Linked DNA regions of Homo sapiens: region 1 is linked to region 2. Evidence: chromatin loops called from intact Hi-C (ENCODE). Cell type or tissue: heart left ventricle. All regions are shown on one strand. Each heading gives the region's core, and the rest is flanking DNA. Links, peaks and the distances in the headings are about the cores only. Region 1 has its middle 7.2 kb from the start of NPPC. Region 2 overlaps DIS3L2 (DIS3 like 3'-5' exoribonuclease 2).

The links. Peaks named below come from ENCODE experiments on the same cell type or tissue, not always from the same donor. Only the 100,000 strongest peaks of a DNase experiment are listed, where the experiment ranks them.
Region 1: it touches region 2 in a loop (2.8-fold over the local background); 1 of 110 quality-filtered maps calls a loop at or near these places.

What each region holds. Positions count from the first base shown.
Region 1 is chr2:231,928,253-231,938,884 of GRCh38, reverse strand. No RefSeq gene overlaps it. Among named protein-coding and RNA genes, the nearest start is that of NPPC, 7.2 kb to the right of the region's middle. In heart left ventricle, for the core only: a CTCF peak has its summit at 8,714 (motif pointing right); DNase peaks (open chromatin) are centred at 8,064 and 8,614; H3K27ac peaks cover 1,320 bases; H3K27me3 peaks cover 889 bases.
Region 2 is chr2:232,025,778-232,042,580 of GRCh38, reverse strand. It overlaps DIS3L2 (DIS3 like 3'-5' exoribonuclease 2), which reads right to left. Exons shown (of 21, transcript NM_152383.5): 5 at 12,501-12,602. Among named protein-coding and RNA genes, the nearest start is that of DIS3L2, 72 kb to the right of the region's middle. In heart left ventricle, for the core only: a CTCF peak has its summit at 12,104; no DNase peak of the experiment used is centred there.

The DNA.
Region 1 (10,632 bases), core at 7,422-9,921, 100 kb after region 2:
AGGGCATCACTCTCCCTGCCTGCATCCCCTACCACACAGAGGAAGACGCTCTGTAGTAGGAAAGAATAAGGCCATCACATGGAGGCAGAGAAGTTACCGGGAGAAAGAGAGAGGCTCAACATCACTTAAATCACTGAATCTGTTGGCCTCTGAGCCAGCGAATAAATAGGCTCTCGCCCTGGACTTCCTGGTTATGCAACCAATAAAGTTTCTTAGAGCTGGAGTTACGTTTCTGTCATTGACCAACTGGGGGCTTGGGTCCGGCCGGATCTGGGTCATGTGCTTGTGTCTATAATAAAAGAGATGGGTTATTGAGATTGGTAGGCCACAATAAAACAGGGTTAGAGTGGAGGGAGAGTTTCCGAAAGAAGTTAGTGCTGCACAGAAGAAAGCAATAATAACGTCCAGACAAGTATTGAAATAGTCAGTTACCAAATAAATGGGGGTTTTATCCAGTTCTATTAGCCTTTACAAATCAATTGCCAAAAATTAAGTATACAGAAAATAATTAAGAAAGTTGTATATATTAAATTTTGTCCCCTACAAATAATAGTCATATTTTTAATGCACGTGAGATATTTATAAAAACAACAAATATTCAGGCACAAAAGAAAATCTGGCCAGGCATGGTGGCTCACGGTTAGCCTGTAATCCTAACACTTCAGGAGGCCGAGACAGAAGGATTGCTTGAGCCCAGAAGTTCAAAACCAGCTTGGGCAACAGAGTGAGATCCTCGTCTCTACAAAAAAAGTAAATTAAGGCCAGGCATGGTGGCTCACGCCTGTAATTCCAGCACTTTGGGAGGCCAAGTCAGGCAGATCACGAGGTCAGGAGATTAAGACCATCCTGGCTAACATGGCAAAACCCTGTCTCTACTAAAAATACAAAAAGTTAGCCAGGTGTGGTGGCAAGTGCCTGTAGTCCCAGCTACTCAGGAGGCTGAGGCAGGAGAATCGCTTGAACTCGGGCGGCAGAGGTTGTAATGAGCCAAGGTCACGCCACTGCACTCCAGCCTGTGCTACAAAGCAAGACTCCATCTCAAAAAAAAAGAAAAAGAAAAACACAGTAAATTAAAAAAAAATTAGCTGGGTGTAATGGTGCGCACGTATAGTCCCAACTACTTGGGAGGCTGAGCTGGGAGGACTTGAGCCCAGGAGGTCGAGGCTATGGTGAGCCGTGATCATACCACTGCATTTCAGCCTGGGTGACAGAGCAAGACCCTGTCTTAAAAAAAAGAAAAAGAAAATCTCAAGAAAGTTCAAATCTCATAAATATTACAGTTTCAATATCCCTAATCCAAAACTTGGAAATCCAAAATGCGTAAAATCCAGAACTTTTTGAGGACCAACATGATGCTCGAAGGCAACGCTTATTGGAGCATGTTGAATTTCAGATTTTTGGATTAGGGATGCTCAGCTAGTAAGTGTATAATGCAAATATTCCAAAATCCAAAAAAATCCAAAATTAAAACATTTCTGGTCCAAAACATTTGGGATAAGGGATATTCAACCTGTATAAGTTATATTATCTGATTACAATACAATAAAGTTAAAAACCCATAATAAGAGTTTAATGAGGCCGGGCGCGTTGGCTCATGCCTGTAATCCCAGCATTTTGGGAGGCCGAGGTGGGCTGATCATTGGGAGATGGAGGTTGCAGTGAGCCGAGGTCGAGACACTGCACCCCAGCAAGGGCAACAGAACGAGACTCCATCTCAAAAAAAAAAAAAAAAAAAGAGAGAGAGAGAGTTTAATGAAAATGAAATGCAACTATTTTAATTAAAATTACTTTTATAAAAGTTTATAAAGTAAAAATAACATTTATATAAGAAAGCAACTGCTTGGGAAATCTTTTTTATTTTAAGGCAAAACCAGGGAAAATGCCTACTAGTCTATAGAACACATGCAGCAGCTCTGAAAACTTTACGGAAGAGCAGAACATATTTATCTGAGTTGAATATTTATCATGAATCAAGTGAAGAGAAAATGATGAAAGAAACAATTATCACTACATCATATGGGAAATGGATAATAGTGACATGCGAGTAACAGGTCTTTACTCACCATTTACCACAGAACATTCCAGACAGGTTAAAGTTAAATACACGCATGCATACACACTCACACAACCATTCTTTAAAACCACAACAGAAGAATATAAAAGTGTATGCTCCCCCTATCTACGGAGACATTGGTGTCAGGACCAAGTGTGGGTTTCAGGGCAGACAGACCTCTGAGTTTCAGTCCCAGCCATGGTGCTTACTCCAGTACTTAACATTTCTGAGCTTAGTCTCCTGTCTATGTAATGTAGGTGAAAATACCCAGTTCGCAAGAATCAAAGCCACTATGTGGTCCACACTTTCAGCCTCTATAGTGGACTTACCCAGGCTGGGTGCTGGGGTAGCAAGAGCAAAACAAACAAGATCCCTGCTCTCCAGGAACAAATGGCCCCTGGGAGAAATGGCCTGAGCCAGGCGACCACACAAGCATGTAGTCAAAGAAAAGTGCAGGAGGCTACGAGAACTCAAAACATCTTGAAAATGTGTAAACATCTGTATATGAGCATAGAAAAGCCATACAGTGAAAGGCCATTTCATAGTAAACATGAAAATAATAATATCAATATATCTAACACTCTGATAAAAATACTTAAGAAAGCCCATATACCAGGTCATGTCCATTGGCACAGGGCTGACAAAATTCAACCAAACCACAAAGAGTGCTTATGCTATCAAACCCTTTCAACCAGCAATTAGAAAGAAAGAAACAAAAGAAGGAAGGAAGGAGGGAAGGAAAAGGGAAAGGGAAAGGGAAGGGAAGGAGGAAAAAGAGAAGGAAGGAAGGGAGGGAGGGAGGGAAGGAGGGAGGAGGAGAGATGAAAGAAAGAAAGGAAAAGAGGAGAGAAGGAAAGAGAGAGGAAGGGAGAAAGAAAGAAAAGAGAAAAACTCTGTTTATATAGGCATGTTTTTACCTGCGATATTTGTAAGCACATGACACTAAAAACAGCCCAAATCCTGACTGTGAACCATTACATTGCAGACTATGAAGGTTCATGGAAAAGGTTTTATCAAATCATATTACATGAGAAAGTTGATCACAAGATATTATGTGCACTTCAAATCCAACTAGACACAAAAGTTGCCGGAGGATCTGAAAACCAGGGAAGTAGTAGACAGGCCATGTTATATCAGTGGAGCTGTGCATATTTGCTATTAGTCTGACTTTTCTGTTTACCTCGCACTGTAACATTGGATAAATATTCTATACCAAATTTCTAAGGAGGATTGATTTTTAAGGGGCCATTCATCATTCCACCCAAATAAGCTCAGCATCGCCAGGTCATCTTCCTTGGGCTCAGCCTGCAGTTTCTAAGGAAGCAAGAGAAGGTGTGTGCAGGGCAGAGGCCAGCAGGGCCGGCAGACAGTGTTCCTCCTACAGAAGCAGCTGCCCATGGGCCCCTGGCTTGGCGAGGCCTGGGAGCATCTTATCACATGAGCTCATGTGAAAGGCCCACGCCTCCAGATCTCCAGCAAACATATGCAGTTCCTTTCCCATCACTGCCCAGCTCTGCTCCAGGGTCCATGAGCTCATTGCTGCTGGGCAAGTCCTCCTGGGGTCAGATAACCGCCAGGGGCAGCTCCTTTCCCAGCCTCCAGCCCTTGCCTTGTGCCCCCAGGAGACACAGGGCTGCCCTGATTTCCACTGTGTGATTGCAGGCAGAACACAGAGCTTTGTGTGAGCTTAGCCTCCGTCCTGGGGGGCTGAGCTGGTTCTCTCACTCCAGCCCTGACCCCTAGTGATGGCCTGGCCTCAGTCTGTGACCAGGTGGACCCCGCCTGGCCTCCAGGCCCTGCCCAGGCTGAACTGCTGTCTTGTTTCTGTCTCAGTCCCAGAATCTGCAGCAACCCTGAAACCAGAGGCCATCTCCCAGGTGGGTGTCAACCAGAAGAGTCATTGAGCATGGGAGAGGGGGCAGAAATGGAGGCCCTGCCCTCAGGGACCCCGGGTGGCTGGTATGAGGGGAGGTTTCTCCCAGAAGGTCAGAGCTGGTTCATTCATTCAGTCTCACACAAGAGGGCGTCCATTGTGTGCCAGGTCCAGCAGCAATGGAGTCCCAGGTGAGTCCCAGCAGTCCTGATGTCACAGACAACTGGAGAGAGAATGTCCCCTGGCCCTGCTCTGTTCCTGTGGGCAGCGGTCCTCGTCTAGGCCTCAGAACCCTACCCCACCCACCTCCTGTGCTCTGGCCTCAGACCACTACACACTGGCCACCGAGAGAGCTGGTGTTCTGAAACTAGAGCTCTTGCCTTCCCAAAACTTCCAGCCACAACATTCCCAATCAGTCTGGCCTCGTCCTTTCCAGACTTCCCAGAACTTAAAGGGAAAGAATGGGAAAAAGGGACAATGAGGTCCCAGAGAAATGGCCACTGACAGATATGGCAGAGGCCCCAGGGCTCTGAACCGCCCCCCAACCCCGAAAACGGCCACAGGTGGTGGAGGAGCTGTGTCTGTTTGTCTGCCAAGCCACACACCACATTCCCATGGGAGCCCACTGCGCGCGGGGTGGAGACAGCTGTTCCTCTCGGCACATGTGCTCTCGGGGAAGCAGGGTTGCTCGCTCCCCAGCCCGGTCCCTGTGGCTCGCTGGACTTCAATCCACTCACTCATGTGGCTGCAGCAGCCTGCTGAGCCCATGTGGCTGAGGGCAGACCATGTAGCCAGCGGGGGCCTCCACAGCCCCATCTGCAAAATGGGGCAGCTGGTCACTTTGCCAGCACCTTCTGTCTGAGGGCAGAGGAGGCCTGTCCCTGCTGTGCCCTGAGGCCCGGTGCAGTGCTGGGAGTCAGTCGCTGTGCATTTACTGGTCACCTACCAATTTAGCAGGCAGTGGGCTGGGAGGTGGGGCTACTGAGGCGGACACAGGGGTTCCCTGGAGAAGCTGGTGGCGGGAAAGAAGGAAGGTTTGTTGCCACCAGGGCTGTGACAACAACATGCTCGGGAGCTGAGGGACTCCACAGCTGGATCCTGGCTGCCTGTGCTGAGCCAGGGGAGCAGCCTGTGGGAGCAATGGGCACAGTCCCATGGAGGGCAAGCCTCAGGGCTCAGCAGAGGGGGCACACCCTGGAAAAGATTCCCGGGCCCTCTCACTTCCCTTCAGGTCCTGGCCAGGCCCTTCTGCCAGAAGCACTCCTGAGGGTCACACGCTCCTCTCCAGCAACCTCACCTCCCGGGAGGTTCTCAGGGAGCAACCCAGGCACACCACCCGTCTGCCCACTGCTCTGCTGCCCATGGAACTCAAGGGGACAGACAGAAAGTGGCATGCCTGGGATCCAGGCAGGGTCTAGCATCTGGAGGTCTGGGGACAGGCTGCCCAGAGTCTGACACGACTTCTCTGACCCTGCAAAGTTTCCTCCGGTCACAGGAAGGAGCAGGGCTCCAATGTCTGGGCTCCGTCCTCTGAAGCCAGATGCCCTGTCTCCCACCCTGCAGACTCCAGGCCTTCCCCCGCCCTCCCCGGCTCAGCCACCACCCAGCTTTCTGGATTTTCTTGTAACACCTCACTCGCCACCCTGTGTCTGCAAGCTCAGTGAGGCCTGTTCTGCTTGAGGAACACATTTGCATCTAATGGGGTAAGAAGGTGCTGAAGTTAGAAATATTTGCTTGATTTAGTAATGCATGTGAGCATATGTCTCATTCATTTTACCTACGTGAACGCTCCCCCTTCAGGCTGCAAGCTACGGTCAGCAACTAATTCTTTAGAGGCAGTGTGATCATTAGAATCATCTCCATCAAATGATTTTGAGTGTGATTTTTAAAGACAGCAGTGCTAGCAGTCGGCCTGGGCCCAGTCCTTGAACACTGCCCTGAGGATTTGCTTTGCTATTTCCATAGAGGAACCATTGGGGACCCCTAATTTTGCCTCTCCACATGTTATCCCCTTTGCCTTTCTATCCATCCCTGAGGGAAGAAGGCAAGGACACCCCCAGATGTCCTCACTGTCACATCAGGGGCTGTCTGCGAGGGCAGTAGGGCTCTGGCAGAATGGTTATTCCAAGAATGGAGTGTGGGGGAGGTCAAGCAGTGGGCACCGAGGGCATGGAGATGCCTGTGGCTGATGTGTAAGCAACAGAAGCCGGCTCTGGCTGAGGGAAGTGGAAAGGAATGCATTAAAAGGGCATTGGAGGCCGAGCGTGGTGGCGCACGCCTGTAATCCCAGCACTTTGGGAGCCCGAGGTGGGTGGATCACCTGAGGTCAGGAGTTCGAGACCAGCCCGGCCAACATGGCAAAACCCCATCTCTACTCAAAATACAAAAATTAGCCATGCGTGGTGGTGCAAGCCTGTAATCCCAGCTACTCGGGAGGCTGAGGCAGGAGAATCGCTTGAAGCTGGGAGGTTGCAGTGAGCCAAGATTGCACCATTACATTGAGCAGTCAGGAAGGCTCGGGAATAACTCACCCAGGGTCAGTTGCCAACATCAAGTGTGGATCAGGTGGAGGGAGGACCTCAGTGCAAGCCATTGGGGCCAGCCTTTATGTGCCAGCCTTTATCAATGACAACTCTGTCACAGAACAGTGGGTCCTACTGCCACCACCACCCTGCCCAGGAACTCCTCTTGTAGTATGATTCAGAGCATTCCCTGAAGACCCGGCTTCTCTGAGACGATGGCACCCAATTTGAAACTCAGGGCTGGTGCAACGGAATTGGGGCAGTCCAGGTCACATACCCAGGCACAGGTTGCAAGGGTGCCCGAGAAAGCAAGCACATGATGATTCGACTTCTCCAGTGGGCTGTGATGCCGGGCAGCAGCAACCATGGATGGACACGTGCTCACGTCACATGGACACTCGCCTCTACTCCTTACCACCTCTGTGGACATCGACATCCTTAATCAGCTGCTTCCTGGGAAGTTCTGAACCCTACACGACTCTAAGCTGGGATTTTATTTCATAAATTATTTCCCCCACAAGACAAAACAGGTCATCATTTCAGGAGAACGACCTTTCTTCTCCTTGCCAAGTGTACACTGGACATCAGGGACCACCTTGGGCAATCCTCGGGAAACATTTGTTGTGTAAGGTTACACACTGGGCCCAGAGACAATTCACACAGGCATAATGGTGGTTTTTTGAACAATTTATGGGCTTTGGGCTTAAAAGTGTTTTCTAATCCCTGTGGAGCCCAGATTGCAAAAAGTTTGTTCCCTCCAGCCCTCATCAGCATCTGGCTTGGTCATGTCCGCTTCTTACAAGTGTTTTCTGGTCATTCTCATCTTAGAAATTGACCGCTCACCAGGAGGCAGCGGGTGATGACACACTCACGGGGCAGAAGTCTGCAGAGAAGTCTCTGGCTTGGAAAATCCAGAGACACGGCTCCCTTGAGGTGACTGGTGGTCCTGGATCCTAGCAAGTCCATTCCATGATCCCTTCTGGGAAGGTGCCAAGTTAGGGGGCTTCTGTAAGATACTTGGTGGTCCCTTCTATCCATAGGGAGAAGCCCCCTCCTCCTTGAAGACTGTGGCCCCTATCAAATCTGAAAAAAGGTCTCCAAGACCAGACAATAGACATTCTCCTCCAGGTACAAACCAAGAAGGTGGGCTCACTGCAGGGACCCCCCAGAGCAGGAAAAGAGCGGCTCACTGCTTGGAAAAGCTCCATATGACCAACATTTTACCAGAGTCTAGCCAAGGCAAGCTTTTGTCCCTAGGGCAAGAATTTGGCAGCAGATCCATTTGCTCTGCAAACATCTGGTGCAGGCTCTGAGCTGAGGTTGGGGTGCTGAGCTCTTTTCTGCTGGGGAGGCCCTCTTGCTCACTATCCTGCTCACTTTCTCAGGGCTGAAGCCTCTCACTGCCCCACTCACCTGCCCTTTGACAGCCAGATGGAGAGCTGTTGATTCCCCCAGGGAAGTGAGCCTATTTGTGGAGGACCTGTCTTTTCTTTTTGGCAAGCAGGGGAAAGGAGGAATGAACTCTGACGTCATGGACTGCGTAGGACAGTGGGGTTGGAGGCCATCTGGAGCAGGTGCTGGCAGGACCCCTGGGAAAGGGAAGGAGGGCAGCTGGCTCATCAGATGGGGGTGTCCTGGGGTCAAAGACTCATGGTACAACGAGGTTAAGCTTTCCTGGAATCTCTGGCCCGTGAAGGATGAATGACGCTTCCTTGGCCTCCATCTCCTCCAGTACTCCAGTCCAGCGCCATGGGTGCAGGACTCCTGGAGGAAGGTACCAAGCTCAAGGAGACCTGGCCATGCCCCGGCCTCTGTGTGCTCTGAGGGGCTGCACCACTAAACAGTCCTGGGGAGTTTCGGGGGCTGTGGGGGTCCTCTCACCCAAAAGTATGTGTGGACATGCAGTGACATTCAGATCTCTCTTCTGCCTCAGCTGTCTCCTGCTGTGTTTGGCCAGGGAGAGGTTGGAAGCCTCTTATCAGGCCCCAGATTCACTCTGCCCTGTCTAGAAGACAAGGACAGTGTTTTTCTAATTACAGGTGGTGAAACTGAGGGCCCAAAGCAGTGACGGGACTTGGCCAGTGTCCCGCAGCAATTTCCCTGCCTGACCTCAAGACTCGCTCACTGCCTGTTTAGTGTCTTCTCTGAGAAATTATGCAGCTGGAAGGGGGCCCCGGGATAAACAATTGCAGAGAAACAGATGGGCGGCTCTGCAATCCTCCCCTCCAGTGTGCCTGAGAGCCCTCCCCTGCAGCCCTGGGGCCAGGAGGGGGCGCTGCTTCGCGGGGCTCCTGTTCCTCCCTCCTGGGGACCTAGGCTGGACAGTCCTGTCTTAGCTGCTCCTTCCCCAGCCTCCCAGCAGCCCTTCCACACGCCTTTCTCCCACCAGGCATCCTGACCAGGGCCCACTCTCATTTTCTATCACATCCTGATTCCTGGCCAGACATCGCCTGTCCCAAGGAAGGGCCCCTCTCCAGTAGGTGTCAGAGTCGCACCTTGCCCTTCTGGGAGGAGGGAAAGAGTGAAAAGGGGCCCACAAAACGGGGTCCCGCCCTTCAGAGGGCCAGAAGGGAGAAAATGGTCCCACCCATGCAACTCTCCGACGCTGAAGGCCCTGCATACCCCCAGCCTACTGTGGCAGAGCTGATACCCTGGACTCGCCCATGCAACTCTCTGACACTGAAGGCTCTGCATGCTTCAGGCTGGCTCTGCCTCCCACTTCCTGCTCCCTCCCACTTCCCCCACACCTAGCTGACCCCCTTCCCCTTGCCTCATCTTCAGGCACCCCCAATAAGCTCACTTGCCCTTCCCACCCCCAAGAGCTCAGCAGGCTCCTCTCTCTCCATCACACCCCCCACCTCCAGAACACCATCGACCTTAGAATTGCCTCTCCCTAGTCTGCCTCCTCTGGGCACCCCTGCCTGAAGCACTCCACCCTCCCGAGGTCTGGGCACATGGGGTTCTGCAGTCTCATCGGCCTCCCCTGCCCTCTGTGTTGCCCTTTGGTGAGGCCTCTCATTTGGTTTTTCTCAAACAGCACCCCTCTAGGCCTGACTCTAGTACATTCCACTGTTAGCCTGGTTTTCTGTCGAGGTTTTCCTCTTCTCTTCCCTTCTCTTCCTGTGTTTCCAGGCTCAGCACAGACTTTTCCTTCTCCAGGAAGCCCACCCTGCTAGTCCAGGCTGGAGGAGGAGCCCTCCTTGGGTGGCCTCAGCCTGACCTGTCCCCTTCCCTGTCATTGTCCTTTTCAGCCTACAAAGCTCATGTCTGTCTGCTAGGGGGTTCTTCCCGGCTGGATGGAACCCTGCAGGCTTCAGGGATGCTCAGTAGATACCGGGAGATCAGCGAGATCAGTGAGAACGACATGATTCCTTACAGAATTACCGCGGCCTTGGGGCCTTTTCTCCCTCTTTTGCCGTTAGGAGGAAATTTAAAATTGAGCAGTCAATAAAATGACTTGAATAGCTCATATTCAGCTGCTCAGTGAGTTCAACTTTCCCAGGCCATGCCCCTGGGGCCTGGGGCAGAAGAAGCAGACTTCGTAAGGGAAAAGCAACAAAAAGGGACCTGAGTTCCAAATCTAGGCTCAGGAGGAAGAGTGGGCGTCCTCTGCAGCTCCCCAGGCAAGGAAAGCAAAGGGAGAGGGGAAACCTTCATCTCCAAGGCAGTTATGTGCTGATGGCACACCTCCCGGTGGCCCCTCCTGCCCAGGCCTCTGACTCTTACCCACCCTGCCTCCCAGGCCCCAGCTAAGCAGAAGCTGCTCCACAGCCTGCCCCCCGGGAAGCCTCCCTCTGCAGATGACCACCGCCCAGTGGTCAGGAGTGGCAGCTCACCAGATTTCCCTTCCAAAGATGGGAAGGTGAGTCCAGGGAATCGGCTCTGCCACAGTAGGTTGGGGGTGTCAGTTTTATTAATTTAGCCTCAAAGTTCAAACAGAGAGGAGACCTAGATAGTCAATCACCTGGACGCGAATGTGTCTAGGAACACAGAAGACAGGAAGGACCAACCTAAGGACGTTCAGACAGAAGGAAGTAGCCATGAACAGCGGAAGATTTCCTTAATAAGGGGCTTTAGAGGATGTACTGCTGGCCCCTGGAAACCAGCCCAGTGCTTGACTCTAGAGTCAGTCTGTGTGGCTCTGCCTGACTCTTTAAACAGGTATAAAGAAAGCAAGTGTCAGA
Region 2 (16,803 bases), core at 11,017-13,516:
ATATAACAATCTTGGGAAAATCTGATCATGTTAGTGGATATACCTTACCTACCATACTACTCTTGATGGAGGCTCCGAAGATCTTGCCCTCCCATCACTGAGTACCTTCCAAGTCTTTTTCAGGCCTGCCATGCAGGCCAAGAAACCAAACAGTTCTAAGAAATTCTAATTCCACTGGAATTGAGAACAATCCAAAATGATAGTGGTTATATAAGAGATTGGATTAAATATAATCTAGTATGATGGGTGCACATTTAAAGAAGAACTTGGAACACAAAACTTTAAAACAATCACTTGAAGGAAAAGTTAGTTGTCAAAGGAAACACTTTACTGTACTAGACCAATTTCATGTGACCATAAGAAGGTTTGAAACAACCATTGAAAATTAGGGATTAAATGTGTACTTTGATTTCTGCATTTGTTTAATTTAGAACAAGAGTAGCCACTCCTATCAACACTTCCTTTATTCTTTCAGACTCAAGTTATTTCTTTCTTTCAGTGCCAATCTCTTCCGAAACACTCACCTATACATCTATTATTCCCTTGCTGAACGCTACTTCCTTAAATCATGTATAGACTTTGCTCTGCTGTAAGTTAAGTGAAATAATCCTGTCTTGAGAGAAATTTAGACTTGCTAACAAAGTACTTGACTGATTTATTCCCACTTTATCCTCTCAGTACCCTGCAGGTGCTGCACAAATACATGTGGGAGAAATAAATGAGTCCCTAGCATTATAGGTTTCCAACAGGTATCAATGTATCAAGCATATTCCTGCCTGTCTTACTATATTTTTAACAGTTTCAATGAGTAAAAGTTTCACTTGAAATCCATCTCTTTTGCTAGTTAGGTTCTGTATCACATTGTTTTGCCGATTGAGTGTAATTTTAATATGCTCTGTCAGCCTCTTTTACTCTTATTTTCTCTGAGCCAATCACTATGGCTGCATCAACTAAAATACCACAGCTGAATTCTGGGCTCCCAAGACTCCTTTGGTACAACCAAAAAAAGTTTCAGAATTCTGGCTCTCAAGGCTGGTCCTCTGCTTTGGTTTTTGCTCCCAGTATGGCTCTAGTCAATTCTCCCAGCTTGAGGATCAAATCCTATCCTTGACTCCTAGCCCAGTGGCTGCTTCTACCACTCTGCTTATAACAAAACAGTCCCACATTTCTGAACTTAGCACCCTGTCCCAAAGCCCCAGTAGGACCCCCTTCCTCCTATATGACAACTGCCTACCTGCCTTTTGAATACCTGTGCATCCAAATACTATGAATTTGGGATCTGCTGCCATTGAGTCAGGAATGGCATCTAGGTCTGTAACCCCTTTGACTCTGCCTTGAACAGCAAGCTGCAACTCTGATGTGACTTTTATTGTTGGGTCATCTCCACTGTCTAGGGCAAGTATTTGTTAAGGTTCTCCCTCATTCTCAACACCTGTCTCCATAATGTCCTATCATACCTCTCCAGTCCTAAGATACAACCACTAGAATTCTAACTAATATTTTCTGAATTGTTTATTTTCTGAGACTAACACTAAGCTTTTAGTTATGTCAACTGATAGTCACCTTGTTTATCCATGATGGCAACTTAAGATATTACCTATTACCTAATGCTGAAGCATATATTTTTATTTTCTAAATGTGTGCTAATTATTATGACACTGACAATATCTGTATACAGATCAAATAACTCTCTCCTTGATATCTCTGGAATAACAAATAACAGTATGATCATGAAGCCAGGAGATGTAAATCTGAATACCACTCTGTTACTCCTTAGTTATATGTGCCCTAAATAAGAGGCTTAAACCGAGCCCCAGTTTTCTCATTCACAAAATTGGGATACAGACAACAGCATACAAAAGAATAGTACAAGACACTAAACACAGTACCTGGTACACGGTAAGCACCAGTAAGTTAGCAGTTGTTATTAGCACCCACAGGGTTTATATATGCATATTTGTAATTTACCGTATTGGGGTATTAAGAGAAGGAAAATAATAGAATAAACTCATTATGGTTAACCAAAAGATGAAAGACAAGTATGGGCTATGGTTATGGGAGGTGAACTTGATGAAAAAAAGGGAAAGAGAATGGAAGAAGCAGGGCAAAGATCAAATAAATGGCAAACAAGAGTTTACTGAGCTGGCAGCAATGTTCGAAGAGTCTCTGTAAAAGGGTGCCATGGTCCCCCTTTCAGTTTCCCTTGAGGGCAGGATCCTCAGAAGAGTTAGGAGCCCACTACTTCTTCCAATGTCTGGGAGAGTTAGTAGAGGGGCTGCTGTACTCAGCCAATAGTATACCAGGAAGAGAAAGCTTTGATCCATACATGCCTCCCTGAAACCTAAAATTTTCACAATCCTCTCTTGCCAAATCATTCTCATCTTGAAATAAAACAAATCCTCTCTCTTTCTCTATTCCCATCCTTTAAACCTTAGCTCTAATGTAACCTCTATGAAGTCTTCCCCAATTCTTTCAAATAGAGTTTGTTTCTCCCATAACAGTGTGGTATTTCTGTTTCCATCCTGCAAACCGTACCATAATTGTTTCCATTCTCTTCCCAACCAGCCTATGAACTCCTTAAGCGCAAAGCCTGTGACCTATTCTAGTTTGTATCTCTAGAATCTAACACAGGGCAGGATGAATGGTAGATGAGAAGCCACTGGGTACCTTGAACTGCTCCAGGCAGAACTGTCAGGATCAATGCTTCCTAACCATTTGGGGACATGATCTCCACTTTGAAAATCTGAGGAAAAGGATATTAAGCTGTAAGTCAAGAGATCTGGATTCTATCCCTGGTTCTGCCAAAAACTCTCAGTCCTCAAACCAGTCACTCTCACAGTACCTTAATATTCCAATTGACAAAGGAAGAAACTATCATTTGCCCCTCAACTATCTTTCATTAGATGTCTGTAATAAAAAGTATAAGGAGACAGTAAAAATGTGGAAGAATCTGAACTTCGAAGAGTTATATAAGAGTAAATTATTTTTCATTATTGCCTCACAGCTTGATACTCATACAGCTATCTATTTTGCCAAAAATCATGCTGTGAAATAAATTGACTATTTACTACTACAACGAAAAGAACTGTTGTTTTTCTAAAACCCCAAAAGCCCTGTAGTTTACATACCCAAGAGGAGTGAGCACGACAAGCAGAAAGAAGCAAAGATGAATAATCCAATTAATCCACATTGGCTCACGCTAGTGACTACAGATTCCTTTGATAACAATATGCTTTTGTACTAACAAACCTGTAAGACAATTGGCCAGTATGTTTGGAGATGTTTATATTCTAGACGTCAGGGATTCTTGATGACAGTCCGAATATTCTCTTCTCCCTACTTTGACCCTGTCACCAACAACTATCACAGGTGGGCTAAGGACAACAGAACTCCCCCACTTCAGAATAAGAAGCTGTGAAATATTCTAACTAATGAGGCCTGAGAGATGTACCTAATGGGGCTGACGTTAACACAAAAAGCAATTGTCAGGCAGCCACTGTGAAGACTCTCGGGAGCTCCACAGAAACAAAATAATAAGGAACCCGGGGCTACCCTCTACATTTCAAATCTTCTGAAAGCTTCAGAGGCAGCCAGCAGCCCCTCTGTAGGAGCTAGTTAAACAGATAACAGTTTGTAGAAGTAGGTAGCACTAAGCTAATTTTATGACCTAGAAATTCATAAAATTAGGCCTCTAGGGAGAAACACAACTTTGTTGTATTCAGTTTTAAAAGAGGTACTGATTTTTGTCCAAGAAAAAAGGCACCAAGGCAGAAACAAGAATGCTCAAGTCCCAAACCTTTCCTCCAGACCTCAACAACAGCAAACACTTTAACCCTCAACCTACCCCCAAGCTTTGGTTAACAATCTACCCCATCGTCTTAGACTTCCTGCCTGAAGCAAGAGCACTTCTAACAGCACAGGAAAGGCTGTGCTGACTGTCTTATCAATAAAGGGGGTGAGAAACAAGGAAAACAATGCAACAGACTTACTTATTCATATGTTTGCTTATTTTGGCCATCTCTTGCCTGGGTCCAAGGGCAGAAAGGATGCCAGGTTACTTGGCCTTGCTCTTTTAAGCAATCTCATCCACTTCTGTAGAGCTCCACTGGTGCTCTACTGTATGCTTTCCATGCCTACTGTACAACCAGTCAGCACCTATACCTGCTCTGGTCTGCTCTACACCCACCCAACTTGCTAACCATTCTTCTGTTTCTCCCTATTCTACCACTCTCATGTCTTAGGGTAAAAGATGCCACCATCTTTCTGTTCTTTCTTTGGCTCTTCTTCATTACAATGCTGCCTCTTTACTCCCTCAAATGACCTCTAGGAATGTTTCCTTTGGTTTGACCTGGCCCTAATACACTTCTCTTATCTTCTTGGACCTGGTCAACACTATGCTAGATTCAAGAAAACAAAGTGACCTAAATCAACCTATATACCTAAAACATGAAGCCAGCCTTTAGCTATGCTTTCAAGGAATCCAGGGAAGACACTGTATCAACAATTGGCAGCAACTGGGGATGAAGCTGGGAGGTGGATCTGAACTAGGAAAGTTCACTGTAATTCAAAAAGAAAAAAGAGGATTCCCAGACAAAATGGTCAAATAGGAACAGCTTCTGCCTGCAGCTCCCAGTGAGACCAACGCAGAAGGCTGGTGATTTCTGCATTTCCAACTGAGGTACCTGGTTCATCTCACTGGGACTGGTTAGCCAGTGGGTGCAGCCCACGGAGGGCAAGCCAAAGCAGGGTGGGGCGTTACCTCACCCAGGAAGTGCAAGGAGTCAGGGAACTCCCACCCCTAGCCAAGGGAAGCCATGAGGGACTGTGCTGTGAGGAACATTGCACTCTGGCCCAGATATTATGCTTTTCCCACAGTCTTCACAACCCTCAGACCAGGAGATTCCCTCGGGTGCCTATACCACAAGGGCCCTGGGTTTCAAGTACAAAACTGGGCAGACGTTTGGGCAGACACCGAGCTAGCTGCAGGAGTTTTTTTTCGTACCCCAGTGACTCCTGGTATACCAGTGAGAGAGAACTGTTCACCCCGCTGGAAAAGGGGTTGAAGCCAGAGAGCCAAGTGGTCTAGCTCAGCGGATCCCACCCTCATGGAGCCCAGCAAGCTAAGATCCACTGGTTTGAAATTCTTGCTGCCAGCATAGCAGTCTGAAGTCGACCTGGGACACTTGAGCTTGGTGGGGAGGGGCGTCTGCCATTACGGAGGCTTAAGTAGGCGGTTTTCCCCTCACAGTGTAAACAAAGCCACCAGGAAGTTCAAGCTGGGCGGAGCCCACCACAGCACCGCAAAGCCCCTGTAGCCAGACTACCTCTCTAGAGTCCTTCTCTCTGGATAGGGCATCTCTGAAAGAAAGGCAGCAGCCCCAGTCAGGGGCTTATAGGTAAAACTCCCATCTCCCTGGGACAGAGCACCTGGGGGAAGGGGCGGATGTGGGTGCAGCTTCAGCAGACTTAAACATTCCTGCCTGCCAGCTCTGAAGAGAGCAGCAGATCTCCCAGCACAGCGCTCTAGCTCTGCTAAGGGACAGATTGCCTCCTCAGATTGCCTCCTCAAGTGGGTCCCTGACCCCTGTGCCTCCTGACAGGGAGACGCCTCCCAGCAGGGGTCAACAGACACCTCATACAGGAGAGCTCCAGCTGGCATCTGGCGGGTGCCTCTCTGGGATGAAGCTTCCAGAGGAAGGAGGAGGCAGCAATCTTTGCTGTTCTGCAGCCTCCACTGATGATACCCAAGCAAACAGGGTCTGGAGTGGACCTCCAGCAAACTCCAGCAGACCTGCAGAAGAGGGGCCTGACTGTTAGAAGAAGAACTAACAAACAGAAAGCAATAGCATCAACATCAACAAAAAGGACCACCACACAAAAACTCCATCCAAAGGTCACCAACAGGAAAGACCAAGGGTAAATAAATCCACAAAGATGAGGAAAAACCAGTACAAAAAGGCTGAAAATTCCAAAAACCAGAATGCCTCTTCTCTCCAAAGGATCACGACTCCTTGCCAGCAAGAGAACAAAACTGGACGGAGAATGAGTTTGACGAACTGGCAGAAGTAGGCTTCAGAAAGTGGGTAATAACAAACTCCTCCGAGCTAAAGGAGCATGTTCTAACTCAATGCAAGAAAGCTAAGAACATTGATAAAAGGTTAGAGGAATTGCTCACTAGAATAACCAGTTTAGAGAAGAACATAAATGACTAGATAGAGCTAAAAAACACAGCATGAGAACTTCGTGAAGCATATACAAGTATCAGTAGATGAATTGATCGAGTAGAAGAAAGGATATCAGGGACTGAAGATCAACTTAATAAAATAAAGCATGAAGACAAGATTAGAGAAAAAAGAATGAAAAGGAACTAACAAAGCCTCCAAGAAATATGGGACTATGTGAAAAGACCAAACCTACGTTTGATTGATGTACCTGAAAGTGACAGGGAGAATGGAACCAAGTTGGAAAACACACTTCAGGATATTATCCAGAACTTCCCCAACCTAGCAAGACAGGCCAACATTCAAATTCAGGAAATACAGAGAACATCATAAAGATACTCCTCGAGAAAGGCAACCCCAAGACACATATTGTCAGAAATGAAGGAAAAGTTGAAATTAAGGAAAAAGGTTGAAATCTAGGAAAAAATGTTAAGGGCAGCCAGAGAGAAAGGTTGGGTTACCCACAAAGGGAAGCCCATCAGACTAACAGTGGATCTCTCTGCAGAAACCCTACAAGCCAGAAGAGAGTGAGGGCCAATATTCAACATTCTTAAAGAAAAGAATTTTCAACCCAGAATTCATATCCAGCCAAACAAAGCTTCATAAGTGAAGGAGAAATAAAATCCTTTACAGACATGCAAATCCTGAGGGATTCTGTCAGCACCAGGCTTGCCTTACAAGAGCTCCTGAAGGAAGCACTAAATATGGAAAGGAAAAACTGGTACCAGCCACTGCAAAAAAACAAACCAAAATGTAAAGATCATTGACACTATGAAGAAACTGCATCAACTAATGGGCAAAATAACCAGCTAGCATCGTAATGACAGGATCAAATTCACACAAAACAATATTAAACTTAAATGTAAATGGGCTAAATCCCCCAATTAAAAGGCACAGGCTGGCAAATTGGATAAAGAGTCAAGACCCATCAGTGTACTGTATTTAGGAGAGCCATCTCACGTGCAGAGACACACATAGGCTCAATATAAAGGGATGGAGGAATATTTACCAAGCAAATGGAAAGCAAAAAAAAGCAGGGGATGCAATCCTAGTCTCTGATAAAACAGACTTTAAACCAACAAAGATCAAAAAAGACAAAGAAGGGCATTACATAATGGCAAAAGGATCAATGCAAAAAGAAGAGCTAAATATCCTAAATATACATGCACCCAATACAGGAGCACCCAGATTCATAAAGCAAGCTCTTAGAGACCTATAAAGAGACTTAGACTCCCACACAATAATAGTGGGAGACTTTAACACCCCACTGTCAATAATAGACAAGACAAAAAGACACTGTCAATAACAGACAATAATCAACAAGACAAAAAATTAACAAGGATATTCAGGACTTGAACTCAGCTCTGGATCAAGAGGACCTAATAGTCATTTACAGAACTCTCCACCCCAAATCAACAAAATATACATTCTTCTCAGTACCACATCACACTTATTCTAAAACTGACCACATAATTGGAAGTAAAACACTTCTCAGCAAATGCAAAACAATGGAAATCTTAACAAATAGTCTCTCAGACCACAGTACAATCAAATTAGAATTCAGGATTAATAAACTCACTCAAAACCCACAACTACATGGAAACTGAACAACCTGCTCCTGAATGACTACTGGGTAAATAATGAAATTAAGGCAGAAATAAATAAGTTCTTTGAAACCAATGAGAACAAAGACACAATGTACCAGAATCTCTGGGATACAGCTAAAGCAGTCTTTAGAAGGAAATTTATAGCACTAAATGCCCACAGGAGAAAGCGGGAAAAATTTAAAATCAACACCCTAACATCACAATTAAATGAACTAGAGAAGCAAGAGTAAACAAATTCAAAAGTTAGCAGAAGACAAGAAATAACTAAGATCGGAGCAGAACTGAAGGAGATAGAGACATGAAAAACCATTCAAAAAAATCAATGAGTCCAGGAGCTGGTTTTTTGAAAACATTAACAAAATAGATAGACCAGTAGACAGCCTAATGAAGAAGAAAAGAGAGAAGAATCAAATAGACGCATTAGAAAATGATAAAGGGGAGATCACCACTGATCCCACAGAAATACAAACTACCATCAGAGAATACTATAAACACCTCTACACAAATAAACTAGAAAATCTAGAAGAAATGGGTAAATTCTTCCCAAACACCCTCCCAAGACTAAACCAGGAAGAAGTCAAATCCCTGAATAGACCAATAATAAGTTCTGAAATTGAGCCAGTAATTAATAGCCTACCAACCAAAAAAAGGCCCAGGACCAGATGGATTCACAGCCGAATTCTACCAGAGGTACAAAGAGGAGCTGGTATCATTCCTTCTGAAAGTATTCCATACAACAGAAAAAGAGAGACTCCTCCCCAACTCATTTTATGAGGCCAGCATCATCCTGATACCAAAACCCAGCAGAGACACAACAAAAAAAGAAAATTTCAGGCCAACATCCCTGATGAACATCAATGTGAAAATCCTCAATAAAATACTAGCAAACCAAATCCAGCAGCACATCAAAAAGCTTATCCACCACGATCAAGTTGGCTTCATCCCTGGGATGCAAGGCTGGTTCAATATATTCAAATCAATAAATGTAATCCATCACATAAACAGAACCGATGACAAAAACCACATGATTATCTCAATAGATGCAGAAAAGGCCTTTGACAAAATTCAACACCCCTTTATGCTAAAAACACTCAATAAACTAGGTATTGGAACATAGCTCAAAATAGTAAGAGCTATTTATGACAAACCCATAGCCAATATCATACTGAATGGGCAAAAGCTGGAAGCATTTCCTTTGAAAACCGGCACAAGACAAGGATGCCCTCTCTCAGCACTCTATTCAACGTAGTACTGGAAGTTCTGGCCAGGGCAATCAGGCAAGTGAAAGAAATAAAGGGTATTCAAACAGGAAGAGAGGAAGTCAAATTATCTCTGTTTGCAGATGACATGATTGTATATTTAGAAAACCCCAATGTCTCAGCCCAAAATCTCCTTAAGTTGATAAGCAACTTCAGCAAAGTCTCAGAATACAAAATTAATGTGCAAAAATCACAAGCGTTCCTATACACCAATAATGGAGTGCCAAATCATGAGCAAACTCCCATTCACAATTGCTACAAAGAGAATAAAGTACCTACGAATACAACTTACAAGGGATCTGAAGGACCTCTTCAAGGAGAACTACAAACGACTGCTCAAGGAAAGAGAGGACACAAATGGAAAAATATTCCATGCTCATAGATAGGAAGAATCAATATTGTGAAAATGGCCATAGTGCCCAAAGTAATTTAGATTCAATGCTATTCCAAGCAAGCTACCATTGACTTTCTTCACAGAATTAGAAAAAACTTTAAATTTCATATGGAACCAAAAAAGAGCCCATATAGCCAAGACAATCCTAAGCAAAAACAATAAAGCTGGAGGCATCACGCTACCTGACTTCAAACTATACTACAAGGCTACAGTAATAAAAACAGCATGCTACTGGTACCAAAACAGATATATAGACCAATAGGACAGAATATAGGCCTCAGAAATAACACCACACATCTACAACCATCTGATCTTTGACAAACCTGACAAAAACAAGCAATGGGGAAAGGATTCCCTACTTAATAAATGGTGCTGGGAAAACTAGCTAGCCATATGTAGAAAACTAAAACTGGACCCCTTATACAAAAATTAACTCAAGATGGATTAAATGTTTATATGTAAGACCTAAAACCATAAAAACCCTAGAAGAAAACCTAGGCAATACCATTCAGGACATAAGCATGGGCAAAGACTGTATGACTAAAACACAAAAAGCAATTGCAACAAAAACCAAAATGGACAAATGGGATCTAATTAAACTAAAGAGCTTCTGCACAGCAAAAGAAACTATCATCAGAGTGAACAGGCAACCTACAGAATGGGAAAAAATTTTTGCAATCTATCCATCTGACAAAGGGATAATATCCAGAATCTACAAGGAACTTAAACAAATTTACAAGAAAACAAACCATCAAAAAGTGGGCAAAGGATATGAACAGACACTTTTCAAAAGAAGACATTTATGTGGCCAACAGACATATAAAAAAAGGTCATCAACACTGGTCATTAGAGAAATGCAAATCAAAACCACAATGAGATATTATCTCACGCCAGTTAGAATGGAGATCACTAAAAAGTCAGGAAACAACCGATGCTGGAGAGGATATGGAGAAATAGAAATGCTTTTACACTGTTGGCAGGAGTGTAAATTAGTTCAACCATTGTGGAAGACAGTGTGGTGATTCTTCAAGGATCTAGAACTAGAAATACCATTTGACCCGGCAATCCCACTACTGTGTATATACCCAAAGGATTATAAATCATTCTACTGTAAAGACATATGCACACATGCACACATATGTTTATTGTAGCACTATTCATAATAGCAAAGACTTGGAACCAACTCAAATGCCTATCAATGTTAGACTGGATAAAGAAAATGTGGCACATATACACCATGGAATACTATGCAGCCATAAAAAAGAATGAGTTTATGTCCTTTGCAGGGACATGGATGAAGCTGGAAACCATCATTCTCAGCAAACTAACACAGGAACAGAAAACCAGACACCACATGTTCTCACTCATAAGTGGGAGGTGAACAATGAGAACATATGGGCACAGTGAGGGGAACATCACATACAATGGGGCTTGTCGGTGGGTGCGGACAAGGGGAGGGATAGCATTAGAAGAAATACCTAATATAGATGATGGGTTAATGGGTGCAGCAAACCACCATGGCACATGTATACCTATGTAACAAACCTGCTCATTCGGCACATGTATCCCAGAATTTAGGGTATAATATAAAAAAAAAAAAAAAGAAACCCTGCACTTCACAGCACTAATAAAAATTACACTTAAATTTGTATAAGTGTGATCAGTATCTGTCTTTTCCTACCTGTACTCCCCATTAAACTATAAGCTCCATGAGAGCAAGAACTATGTCAATACTACTCATTACTGAATTCCCTACACCCTATGAATACCTGGCATATAGCTATAACTCAATTACTTTAGCTGTATCAGATTAAAAAGAATGTATGCCTCAACAAAGCTCTGAGATAAAATGGTACTCCTCACATCACATCTTTTTTGGAAAAGCTAGTAAGAACATTTCTTGAGCTCCTGCCATTCTAAGATTTTTAGGCAGTATTCTAAAATTTTTACATGTATTCTCATTTAATTTTCATGACAAACCTATGAAGTAGGTACCATGATTATTCCCATTTTACAGATGAGACATTTGCAGCAGAAAGGTTGTACAATTCACTCAAAGTTATAGAGATGAATGGCAGAGATGAGATTCAAATCTAAGTAGCCTAGCCTAAAAGCCCATACTTTTAGTCACTACTCTATAACACGTATTATTGAAGAAGACACCAAATTCTTCAAATAAATAAAACAAAAAAGCCAAATAAAACAAATGATATGAAGACAAATTCAGACTTAGATACATCTATAACACGTATTATTGAAGAAGACACCAAATTCTTCAAATAAATAAAACAAAAAAGCCAAATAAAACAAATGATATGAAGACAAATTCAGACTTAGATACATGTCTCCAATCCTACATGACAATTCAAAGATATTGTCACCACACATCATTCCAATGCCTGATCCTTACTTTTATTTAAAACCATCAAAACTAAAACCATATCTTCCTTTCCAATTAACAGACATAGATGGAGACCGAAACCCAAAATACTCTCATATTAAAAACATTTTCTTCTGCCACTAAATCCCTGATTTATAAAAACACAGACCAACTATTTTTATCTGCCAAGGCACCCAATCACCAAACTGGGCCAACAGAACTCCACATGTATTGCCTGGGTTTTCCACTGGAGGCAGCAGAAATGCGTGGGGACTGCCACTGTCTCCATGGCTTTGTCTTTCTAGTTCTCCCTGCATAGGATGTAGGAAAATAATACATACCAAGTTTGAATGGGCCCTCAGTATTTATTCAAAAGAATACCAAAAACCAGTGCAAGGCATGTGACAGGGAGGATGGATCACTAGAGAGAGAGCAAGGAGAACTCATTTAATTAGCAATCTGCCCAGCAGATGCTTCTAAGTTCCAAGCATTCGGTAGCATGCTTCCAAGATTACACCCCATCTTATCACAGCGCCTAAGGGGTCTGTGACTCCTCCAGTTTATGATGCCTTGTTGGTGCACCATGGAATGTGAAAGACCCTAAGAAATCTGTAATTAGAAAGGGAAAACTTAACTCACCTTCCAATGCTCCTCGGGAAGCAGTTTCACGACCACCAGATCCCCATTTAAGGCTCTATTACGAGCAACAACCCCATCAATAAAAATGTCTCGATCACCATCCTAGGTTGGAAAAAGAAATAAAACAATAGTGAGCTTAAAAACACATAAAGCAAAAAACAGATTGCCTGCTTTCATAACTGAAATAGAAAACAGCAAGTTATTCTTAGGTTATCCTTTTTCGTATTAAATAAAGCATGCTGATACCTTTTTAATACTAAATGAATTTTTTACATATCAAGAAAGTATAAAAATAGAAGGTATGCAAGAGAACAGAAGAGGAACAACATATAATCTCCCCCAAGAAAACAAACTGAGGGCAGGAGTAGCAATGGCTCTAAGATTTGGACTCTCTAGGAGGAAACCAGCAAATTCATAATGCCCCCCAAGAAAGTGGCAGAGAGACTAAATTGTGGTTGTTTTTACGGAGACCTAAGTAGAGGGCAAAGAAGAGAAGGAAAGAGATGTAATATGAGATTCATCACGTGATCTTCACACTCTACCGACCTTGCTGACTTAGGACCACCGTGAACTCCAGACAATGAACACAAGATACAGACACTTTCATCCTCACTCACTCACTCAGAAACAACCCACTTTAAATAATGTGGCTCCCCAGTGAACTCCCCAGGTGTCAACTTCTTGGCTTAAATAGGTGCCAGAGTCTTCTTAGTAAGCCAAATTACTTTGTAATTTTAAATAAACAAGATAGCCAAGGAAATGCAGGCCTTCACCAGCAGTCAGGGTTCCTGAGAAAATGAAATATTTTCAAAATGTTTCACCAACAAACATGTACTCTTATCCTTCTATTCTCTACAAGTTTATATGATGTGCTCTTTTTCAGAGAATAAGAAAGAAGTAAAACATTTTTTCTTACAGGAGGTGACAGCAAAAGAGTCTGGAACATCATCACTCAAATTTTTCTAATAGAGACACTTGACATAGATAAGATTGAACATAACACTCAATGGACTGAAGGTGATTACTATGAAATTTTGGTTAAAGTTAAAATTAGCATCCCAAAATCACCAAATCAAAAAAAGGGGGAGGGGCAGATTTTAGTCACTCAGCATTTTTTACAGCTTCCACTTACAAACCATTAGAGATCTTCTAGAATAGTTTTTCTGCTCAATTTCCAGTTTAGCTATGGGTTGACAGCTGTGGCTTGCACACTCTGCCAAAACTGACCCCACCCTAGTCCCTGAGGAAAAGCTACTGTGTTAGCCACAAAACATGACTGTAGTTGACCTCTTGACAAGCTTCTCAGAGAGATGTGGAAGAGACAGCCAGTAAACAGAGAGAGAACAACTGAAATAAGGCACATCACCATCTATTGCTGCCTTTTGCAATTCAAACAGCAATAGGATCTCTCAGACCTCCTTGGAATGAAAAATGGGCTGTTTGGAGGTCACCCTAACCCATACTCACGTGTCAAACATATGCAATGAAATGCCTCTATTATAAGCAGATACAACCACCCTTTGGCAGCGCAGAGATTTCAGATTGATGGGATGATAGTACTGTCACCTTACAATCCCAGGAAACCAAGGAAAGCAGGGCTGAGTTGAACCTCAGACAACACAAAAATCTATAGCTACTGCATCATACTCAGCTCTTCCTTGATTCATTCAGAAGACTGATCTGTCGCTGAATCTCTTACTTTAAAGACACTAAGCTTGGGAACTGCTCAATATTAAAAGTTTGAGTCATCTCTTTTAACCACTTTTTTAGGCCAAAGATTTCAGCTCTTTGTTTGAATGCCAGAAGTCTTGTTCCACCCATCAGAAAGAATAGATAATAGAAAAAAAAGAAAGAAAAATAGATAATGAACTTCCCTGGAAGAAAAATAATGGAATTGGGAGGTGGGCATGTGGTAATCAGACTAAAGACTTAGAGGACTGGGGGAAGGAGGACAACACAAATATGCCACGATGGTCACAGCATCCTTCATTGATGGAACAGTTCCCTTTGGACCAAAAATAAATTCCACCACTGTACAAAGGGTGCCTCCTATGACACGATGCATTAAAAAGTTAGAGAGCTTCTTAGATTTACATAATTCAGAATAGAAACTGTGCTTTTTAAAAATGACAGGTTTTTCCATCTGATCAATTTTCTCCTCTTTATCCTATCCCCAAATAGGATAAAAGGCATGACAATAATATCATTTTATCTTGGTTTGCTTGAAAGTCACATGATTTTACTCACATTCTGTATTTCATTTTTATTGAGAACCTCACAAAACTAGCAAGTACACATAAGTTACTCATCCTGTATAGTTTAGATGTGTCATGAAATGAAAACCAACTTTCTGTCAGTAGAAATTATAATGAACCTAAGTCAAGTTCCCCTAAAACAAAGTATTATTTTATACCTGCTGACTAATTCACTGTTCTTCACCTCTTTACCTAGGGAGATATTTTAGCATAGCAAATGACATTGTGTAAATTCACAACCATTTTTAGAGTGAGTAAGAGCAAACCTAAATAGTTTAAACAAATCTCTATTTTTGTCTCTCTAAAAACTTTAGAATGTGAGCAACATTAGACAACATTTACTCCATCCCCTCATTTTACAAATGAGGAAGCCACTGTATGTCCTACTGTCAGAGCAAAAGCCTCATCTTTCATATTCATTCCTGCCTTTATGCTCCTAGCTTAAGCCGGTAACAATTAGGCCCTGGTTCTGACATTCTACTTCCCAGTCTATCTGCAGGCATTTTTCATCCCATACATTTTATATGTCATAAAATGAAAATCAACTTTCTATCAGTAGAAGCTATAATGAACCTAAGTCAAGTTTCCAGTTCATACAAGTTCATATTTGACATGGATATGAGATATGTATACTCAGAAATCTAGACCACAGGTGGTTATGGGCTTTATGTATGAGTAATCTGTTGCCTCTATTATTGCCCTCTTCAGTTGCTTTCTATAATGCTTCTGGAAACTGAAACCCACAAAGCAAGAATGTAGGACTGTTCCCGTGTCCAAAACCAGAGTGTATACAATCACTTGCAATGGGCCTTGATTGGTAGCTCTTATGATCTATTCTTAATTACCTAGAGGTGAATTGTTTTTCTCTGAGACAATATTACGACTCAAGCAGGAGCCAAATAAAAGAATAAAAGAGGCATAGAAATAAGCCAATCCTAATATCGCAACTGTCTAAAAATTTCTAAGTATGACGTAGTAAGAATACAATTTTAAGTAAGAGAACAACTATGAGCTTTTAAAACATCACCACCTTTTGCTTTTGTGTCTTAGCTTTCTTTAACAAGCCAGGTTACACCATGGAGATACATCATTTGCAGATGTAAATTACTTGAATTTAGCTTGCAGGAACCATAGGACCTCTGCTCTGGCCCTGCTCCAGCCACAACCCTCCCCATCAGACAAGGAGTTCACAGGGCCAAATGGATGTGCTTCCCTAAAATAAGCAGCCCAAAGCCTACCTCCAGGACATATACAGGCACTTCCCCACCACCGGAGGCACCCCCTCAATGGGGGTGCCTCCACTCAATGGCAGGTATTTCTAATGGGTATGGACATAGCTTAGATACATGGGATAGGATGCCCACGTTTGGGCATGAAAGGGCCCTCACTGAATGCAAGGGAATCACAAGGGGACAGGGAGCTAGCACTGAGAAGGGAAGAGGGGCAAGCCAGAGGTGAAGCCATGTTTCAGCATGGAGCTGCAAGAAATCTGAGAATTCTACATTTGAACTCAGGTATATGAAGGTGTATTTGGCAAGGAATAGACTTTGTCTATTCCTACATGGAATATATAGAATAATATATTTTACTTGATGGTGGTTTTGATGTCTAACTTTTCAATATTTGATTTAAGGTATGTGTGCCTTCTTTTCTACTTCTGTCCTAGGTCCCACACTTGCTAGGAGCCAACCCAATAGGGATTTAACTTAGGGAAATTCTATACTGTGTTATCAGGGAAGAGAGGAAGCAGCAAAATTTTCAAAATGCTGTAGTTCCCCTTATCACACCAATCAATAAGAGCAAACTTAAGCATGCACAAGAGACAAGAGGTCTGAATATACCCAGTTCCCAGCTGTCTCTCAGGATGAACTTACTACATTGAGTGACATTTTCATGCTTAAAAATCTGTGTCTTTCATACATGAGGGCTCCTAATACAATCAAGTTCCTTCAACTGGTATATTCTTGAAGAAACAGTCATGCTTTCTTATGGGAAAAAAACATTGGTTATGCAGGACGTACTGAGAGATGGTTTATCCGTCTCCAACA